2 separate regions of the Mus musculus genome follow, and region 2 is linked to region 1. Evidence: chromatin contacts called from ENCODE Hi-C or POLR2A ChIA-PET data. All regions are on one chromosome and are shown on one strand. The core of a region is the stretch at or near the end of the contact, and the rest is flanking DNA. Distances in the headings are between cores, read along the strand shown. Region 1 has its middle 24 kb from the start of 1700105F02Rik. Region 2 overlaps Gm30246 (a long non-coding RNA gene).

What was found. Hi-C counts contacts between places; a loop is a spot of excess contacts on that map. ChIA-PET counts read pairs that join two places held with the same protein, here RNA polymerase II (POLR2A).
Region 2: POLR2A ChIA-PET joins it to region 1 with 77 read pairs in Patski. The contact joins two enhancer-like sites. A Hi-C loop is called at or near these places in 2 of 37 maps with a recorded cell type or tissue (T-helper 1 cell and T-helper 17 cell). POLR2A ChIA-PET finds 5 or more read pairs at or near these places in 1 of 5 experiments (Patski).

What each region holds. Positions count from the first base shown.
Region 1 is chr14:76,699,959-76,704,123 of GRCm38, forward strand. No RefSeq gene overlaps it. Among named protein-coding and RNA genes, the nearest start is that of 1700105F02Rik, 24 kb to the left of the region's middle. Within about 2 kb of position 1,876, at least 1 of the 3 ENCODE cell types and tissues checked has a DNase peak (open chromatin) inside an H3K27ac peak, as active enhancers do.
Region 2 is chr14:76,790,777-76,794,941 of GRCm38, forward strand. The region is part of intron 1 of Gm30246 (a long non-coding RNA gene); the gene reads left to right. Among named protein-coding and RNA genes, the nearest start is that of Gm30246, 12 kb to the left of the region's middle. Within about 2 kb of position 1,682, at least 2 of the 3 ENCODE cell types and tissues checked have a DNase peak (open chromatin) inside an H3K27ac peak, as active enhancers do.

The DNA.
Region 1 (4,165 bases), core at 626-3,125:
TCTAGAGTGAACTCTGAAATTTAATCACTTTATTTTCAATATGAATAAGTGTTGAGCATAATTTGTTGGGGACTATGTTTAAGGGGGATGAGGAGAATGGGGGATGGGTTGATAGAAATGTCAAATGCAGTCTGATACTTTCTTCCCCTCCTTTTTTTTCTGTGTGGGACTCATTTGGTATATACATATACTGTCTATGTATTTCATATATATATATATATATATATATATATATACTATCTAATATATAAATATACTAGATAGTATCTACACATACGTATTCTACTCATGTCTACACATCATATTACTCTCCTCAGCAACCCAAACCACATGTTGTGTTAGTCATCTTCCTATCGCAATAATTTTTTTGAAATTATTAGTAAAACACCATTTCAGATGTTTGACTCCAGCATGAATGCATCCAGTTGCCTTAGTCCTGTGGTGAGACAGTATATCATGGTGGGAGCATGTGACTGAACAGAAGAACCACAAAGAAATGAATGTGAGGGAGGTTCCCTGGCGTCTCCTAAGGACACACCCCCAGCTCCCACCTCCTAAAGGCTCTACTACGCCCTAATCTCATGGCCCTGTCATCAGGCTTCTGCCTCATCTGGAGATCAACTTTTTCACATGGACCTTTGGGATGACTTAAGACAAAAATCCAGAAAATAGCCACTTTAGTTAACTTCCCATTATACATTATAGTATAATACACTGTGTTGAATATTTACTCCTTGCTAGTCTCTTTAAAGCATCACAATTTTAAAGAGGAAAATGATAGAAAAGTGATATACCCTTTCATTGATACATCATGACTTCTTTTTAGGTTTAAACAGTTGAGATCCATAAGCCCTTCGTTGTTCACAGCAGGGCATGTATGCTATTTAGAAAACTCCTCTAGGTTTGTGGTCCAAAGTGTCAAAATTTTCTAAGTGGTGGTTTGACTGAAATTGGCCCCCTACAGGCTCACAGGGAGTGGCACTATTGGGAGGTGTGGCCTTGTTGAAAGAAGTGGGTGGGCTTTGGGGTTTGGGGGACCCAAGGCAGTCCCAGTATCACCCTCTCTTCCTGTTGCCTGCAGATCTGTGTGTAGAACTCTCAGCTCCCTCTCCAGCACTGTGTCTGCCTGCGGGGCCGCTATGCTTCCTGTCATGATGACAGGGGACTAAACCTCTAAACTATGAGCCAGTCCTGATTAAATGCTTTTCTTTATGAGAGTTGCTGTGACCATGGTGTCTCTTCATAGCAATAGAAACCCTAACTAAGACAGTCAGAATGATGGATATTCTGGCTTATATTTTTGTATGATTGGTAAGGGAGGAGTCTCACAGACTATCTACCACTGTGGTGACCTCAAATATAGGTGATCTTTCATTCCCCATATATTCCCAGGGCCAAATTGTCTATTGCACACATGTCATGGTAGACTGTGTGCCTTTGTATCACGATGCTGCATGAGTTGGCCCTTAAGTTAGAGTATTTCTAGAAGCAATGCCTATGAATAGCAGTAACTTATCAATGTTCAGAGGTGACTGAAAGCCAACTAAATATATCCCCTTAAACCCAAGCTAAATATGCCAACTCAACTTTACCTCAGCACTGTTCCAAAAATACTGTAGAAAGTCTCTGCCCAGGGTGTGGGAAGCAGGAGGGGGTGGGGTGGGAATGGAAGAGAGTCTTACCACCATTACAATCAGAGCATCCTGGTTTTGCAAAGTTTTCAAAGCTTATGTGACTATGGGCTCGACAGCCTACCCTTTATTGAGAGATACATTCTTGGACTTTTATAGATACCAAAATGCATGATGCTCAAGTCTCTTCTTAGATACAGCAGCACAGCCTCTGTATGTAATCTATACAATCCTTGCTGCTAAATCATCTCTTGACTACGTACCATTCCCGACACAGTGCCTGCCCACACATCACTTCATTAGGTTGCATTTGTCATAGAACCTGGCATACAACAAATTCAAGTTTTGCTTTTTGATTCAGTTCAACTTTCAGAATCTGGTTTCTGAATCTGTGGTTGCAGACACCAGCTACTGTGCCCGTTTGAAAACCGAGCATGGTGCTCGCCTGCTGTTAGTGGGAAGGAACAGAAAAATTAATCTATAAAATATAACAAAGATGGATGAATGATCAAAGTCAAGGCTGCCGTCAGTCCTGCTGTGTCAAGGGCATCTCTCTGTTCCAGATCGAGTCTCAGGGAGCAGTCAGGCAGTTGGCTTAAGACTGGAGAGATTAGAAGTTTAGTTTTCATGTTTGTGAGGCTTTTCAAAAGCAAGTGAAGGAAGTGAAAACAAGAAGCCAGAGCACACAAGCAACCACACAAAAGGAACTTCTCCATCAGGCCTCCGGGTGTGTCCATTGCTTTGGCAGTTCCATGTGCTGCTCCTGGAGAGAACACTCCACTGAATCTGAGATTTGTTGGTTGGTTTCTAAGGTCCCTTTATGGCAATTCCTTCTTCCCTCCCTCCCTCCCTCCCTCCCTCCCTCCCTCCCTCCCTCCCTCCCTTTTTTCTGAGTGTCCCTTGATATCCTGAGCTGGGACAAGGTTTCCTGCTCATTTCCTCATCCTCTGGGGCCCTGGTATTCTGTTCCTGCATCGCTGCAATGACTGTGCACCAACTGTGCTACTGATAGCTGTGCGCGCCGCCGTATTGCCATAGAGCAGGGGACACGGTGGCAGACAAGATGGACACATCTTCTCTCCTCGCAGAGCTTCCATGATAGTTGATGAGGCAAACGGCCAACGAGAGGAGAAAGAATAATGTATGCTTGCCAGAGTGTGACTTATGCTGCAGAGGTCGAGAAACCAGGGAAGGGAGGGGGATTGGAAGGGGCAGCAATTTCAAGAATGTGATGTCAAGAATGTGGGAAGAGGACACTGGGTCTACATAGGAGGGGAGGATAAAGCTGTCAAACATCTGAGTAACTGTAGAGTCCCAGACACCCAGAGAAACTGGCAAGCCAGTGTCTGTAATGAAGTGTGAGAGGTGGAGAGAGGCAAGAGAGAAATACTCTCACGGACCCTGGTGAGGATGATTGATTAGAGCTGACTCTTACTCCTAAGTTAGCGCTTTTCATAGTAATAGCCTTTAGTATTGGCAGCATAGAGAAAAGGGGATCATGCCAAAACCAAACCAAAAAAAAAAAATGGTAGCAAGTCCAGGGGATTTACGGGAATGATGGAAGGCATCTCAGGCCTCGTGGAGCAGAGAGGTATGTGGGTTTCATATGACCCAGACTGCCCAGAGGGTGATCTGGCCCCAGTCCTGAAGAAATAACCATTCCAGTAAAAAAGAGTACCTTGCTCACCCTGGGGTAGTAGACTGGAATGTGGTAAGCAAGGCGGCAAAGAGGCCATTGACGGGGTCATTGCAGTAGCTCAGGCCACAGATGCCAGTGCATGGCCCTGCCTGCAGGGAACTGTCAGAGACAGAGTTGGGAAGATTGGCTGAGCAGATGATGGTGGTACAGCAAAGCAAGAGAGGAAACGGCATTGTCAGCTGACATTGTGAGCATTGTGAGACAAGAATGATCTGATCGAGGAAAACAGCGTTTTCCTAGAAAGTTCAACATTTCTGTTTGTTGTGTTTGCAGTGGCAAGTGCTATGCTGAGTCATAGGGAAACACTTGACGGAGGAACTAGAACTCTAAGGATGACATGAGGCCGTGCTTGTATAGCACCAATATTACCAGCTCACTTGATGTTTCAACAATGGCATGAGCAACCCGGCAAATGGGCTTTTCCAATCTTGTCTGTGGCACTGTGGAAAGACGGACAGTTGTTTGCCAAAAGGTCTTGCTTCATCCCCAAGTAGATACTGTCACCAGCAACCCACCAGGACTCAGTGCTTAGCCTCCTGTATTTAGGTGCCTGAATCTTGCTGTTCTCTGTTCAGATGCTTAGATGTAGAAGATGGTTAATACCTTGGGCAATGTTTCTCAATCTTGGGAAGAAAAAAACCCTTTAATGTGGGAGTCTGTCTCGTGTAGTGTATGATACTTAGCACCAGCCTTGCCTCAACCTTCTAAATGCCAAGAGTGAGAAATCAGCTCCAGACAATGCCCAATGGCACCCAGGGTACCAAAGCACTCCCAGTTGAGAGCCACCACACCAGGATGGTGAGACCATACTTAGCAAGGTGGAACAACCATCATT
Region 2 (4,165 bases), core at 432-2,931, 91 kb after region 1:
ATAATGTTGTTCTACCTATAGGGTTGTAGACCCCTCCAGCTCCTTGGGTGCTTTCTCTAGCTTCTCCATTGGGGGCTCTGTGTTCCATCCTATAGATGACTGTGAGCATCCACTTCTGTGTTTGCTAGGCACTGGCAATAATTCTAGTTCTTGACTTGGTTATGTGGAGTGTATGTGTGTGTGTGAGTGTGAGTGTGTGTGTGTGTGTGTGTGTGAGAGAGAGAGAGAGAGAGAGAGAGAGAGAGAGAGAGAGGGAGAAGTTATAGAGCTGTATATTTTGAATTTGTGCATTTTTTCCTGTGTCTATGCTATATGTCAAACCAAAAACCTAGATTTAAACCTTAAGCTGCAGACCTGGTAGGTAACTTGGTCAGCAAAGTGCTTGCTTTTCAAGTGAGGGGACCTGAGTTTGACTCCTGGAGCTGACATTTTTTTTTAAATTGGGCACAACTGTTTGCATTCGCAATGCCTGCATTGGGGTGGAGGTGGGGGTGGGGGTGGGGGCAGAGTTACTGAGCAAGGGAGATCCCTCGGATTCTCCGGCCAGCAAGCCCAGCCGAGGTGAGTGAGAGGCCCGCAAGAGACCCCGTGTCAGAAGATAAAAGAAAAGAAAAAAGGAAAGGAAATGAATGATGCATAAAGAATGAAACTCAAGATTGTCAGCTGACCCAGACAGACAGACAGACAGACAGATGCATGCATACACAAACATCACGAGCACGAGACAGAAATGTATGTGGCCATTGTGTTTGATTTTTAATATAGCCTTCTCCAGAGTACAGATGTTCCCTGGGGACTGGTAATATCTGAACTGGTGTCACAACATCAGAAATTCTTAATTGGGATTTTTTTTTCTAATAAGGGTCACCAGGAAATAACCTATCCTGCCTTCTGTCTGTGACTGGATTATAACACTACTTGATTGACATTTTTTGTTCATTTAAATGGCAGCTATCCTCAAACCAACTAGAATCTGCTCTAATGACTTGTTTAAATGACCTTAACTAGAGAGCGATGCTGTGACCTGCCCTTCAGAGAGCTTCTCTCCAAGCAGGCAAGGTTGACCAAGGTAGCTCTGCTCTGACAAGGGCACCAGCTAATCCTGTACACATGGCAGCTGTACTTGTTCCCACATTTGCCTGCAGTGTGCGCTCAGCATGAGGTCAAGTCAGCAGACCCTCCTTTTAATTGCTCAGCCCACAGAGAATCCTCTTCCCCTAATTGGTAGCTCCAAGTGGGAGCGGGTTTTCTAAGCAGGGCTAACCAGAGCTGTGCAGTCTCTTCCAGGGCCCTCCTTCTGTTCCCAGAGTCCTCTGCTGGGTCTGTTAAAGTTCTTGCCATCCCTCCCGCCTTCTCCCTCCCCATCTTTGCATAGAAAGCTTCTGGGATCCCTTTTGCTTGTAGTTCTGCCTCCCTGCCCACCCACTGCACAGCAGAGTGCAGCAGATGAGCTCTTTGTTGGTGGTGTGAAAGGCAGGAAGCTTGCTAAAGACTCGCTGAAGCTCAGCTCCCACTGCAAGGCCCTGCATCCAGCAGAAGAACAATGAAGGGACCTCCCATTCTCCAAAGCTCCTTTTGGACTTCCACATTTTGGGCTTTCTCTGGAGTAGGACCTTCATTCTGCTTATTAGTGTGGAGCACTAGAGAGACAGCAGGTGCTGGTTTTAGACAGAGCCTACGCCTGAATCTGGCAGGCTGCCTTCTAAGCCCTTGGCAAGTTATTTCCCTCTGGTTTCAGTAAATTCTTAACCGTGAAATAGGACTGATACCATCTTCCTTGCAAGGGACAGGGGAGGTTATATAAACAGAACGTATGTTGCTTGGAGAACAGTGTTTGTAGATGGTACTTCAAATGCATTTACTCAGTAAACATCCCATTAGCGTGGAATAGATACCAGAAACCTGGATGACTGCGGTGACGCACAAAACCCCCACTCTCAGCACAGACTCCTGTTCTTATGATCACTAAGTGCAAAGATGCTGTTATAGTTATTTAAAGAGAAAAACATGCAGGATTCTCTACATGCTTATCATTTGCCTATTTCAGCATCCATCTCCCCTCTGTTCGTGTGTGTAACTCTTTTACTCGTATCTATACATACTAACTACAGTGTGTGTTGCTGTTAAACTTTATGCTCTTATAATTCTCTATGTGAAGAGAAGTCTGCTATAAAATTATAACTACATACGTACGTGGAGATAATTGCTTCTGAAGCATAGGGTTTGAGACAGCCCTTTTAAGTTTCTACTTTGAAATTGTCTATGATGTTTGGCATCTCTAACACTCAGGACCATTTAAAGAACTTTAACATAGTCAGGTTTTATGAACTAAAACTTGTGGAAGTATAGACAAAATGCCAAAATGGAGAATGTCAGAGTTGGTGTGAGAAGTAGGGAGTTTGTGAAGTGCAGTAAATCTTAAAGTGGTTAAAACGTAACGACCCTCCCCCTTTCACTTTCAAACTAAGTACAGGCCCAGGTGGGTTTATGGGTGAGTGGTTGGAGCTCTAGAGGAAGAACAGATTGCTGGCCATGTTCTAAGTTACCCGAAGAAGACAAAGAACAAAAGCAGCCATGCCCTTTTACAGCATTGGCTACAGTCATAAGCTGTCAGTGTTAAAAGACAACGAAAATTATAAGCAGCTTCCCCTGACTCAAGTAAATGTGCAAGAAAGCTTTTAAAGTATTAGTTAATTAAATCTAACAGTCTAATGACTGAGTCACTGTTAGAGGTTCTGCCAACACAATTGAGAGCCTTAGTAAGTTAACTTTTTACACTCATGTTAATTTCGATTAATGTAGAAAACGTATTTGATGTATTCTCTGCTTGTTTGTGACTTAAAAAAAAATCTAAAACAAAGCAAACTTAGCAAGTGAATTGAAAGCATTGCTTCCCTTAGTTTCCTTCAATGGAAGACTGTTCTTTTCCATCTCCCTCAGCAAACATCCTTGCTGGAGAAACCTGGAGTGTGTTCTTTTTTTTTTTTAAAACATTTTTTATTACATATTTTCCTCAATTACATTTCCAATGCTATCCCAAAAGCCCCCCATACCCTCCCCCCCCACTTCCCTACCCACCCATTCCCATTTTTTTGGCCCTGGCGTTCCCCTGTACTGGGATATATACAGTTTGCGTGTCCAATGGGCCTCTCTTTCCAGTGATGAACCACTAGGCCATATTCTGCTGCTTACAGGAAACCCATCTCAGGGAAAAAGACAGACACTACCTCAGAGTGAAAGGCTGGAGTGTGTTCTTAAGGTGGAGAACAAGCAGAGTCTCACCATCACACATCACTGACAGTCACCACAAGTTCTGAAGTGCCGGATGGACAGAGAGGATGCCCGGGGAACAAATAAGCTGTCAGGTTTTGCCCACAGTATACCCAAGGATGCAGAATAAACAGTTAACGGACACCTGTAAGAGGGCTTTGGCCATCAAACAGCTGTAAAACATGAGAAAGCAAGATACCGTCCTTGATGGCCTTTACAAGTTAAGATGTCTTGGCCTGTCAGACAAGAGCACATGCCTGTAATCTCAGCACTCCAGTGGCAGAGGCAGGAGGCTCTGGAATTGAAGACCAGTTAGGGCTATGATAGCCAAACACTGTCGAAACACAAACCCACAGGGACATTCCCTTAAAATGGTGATCTCTAGTTTCATCCATTATTCCTTCTCAGTGATAAAGCAATGATTAAGGGACAGGGCTGTGGCTCAGTGGGTAAAACCTGCCTGCCTACAGTACAGAGCTGATAGCCTGAATCTGATTTCAGGAACCCTCAGTGGAAGGAGGAAACTGACTGTTGTTGTCCTCCTGCCTACACACATGTGCTGTGGTGTATGCCCACCCTAATAGACATCACATGCACACACACAGGCACATGCATACACATGCATGAACAAGGTGTGTGTCGGTGCACACATGGACACATACTGCACTTGTGCACACACACATGCACATACATACAGAGAGGAATAATAAAGTTTCAAATAAGGTTAATTTTAAGTGAAACGAATGGGTTACACTGTTCTTTCTGCTCATCAAAACTTTTAAGCTACAGTTAGAATCCCAGGGAGTCGAGAACCCTTCGTTTTCCAGGCGACCTGGTGTTACCAACCCCGGGGGCTGCTTTTAAAGCAAAGAGAATACTACAGAAGGCTAGCAGC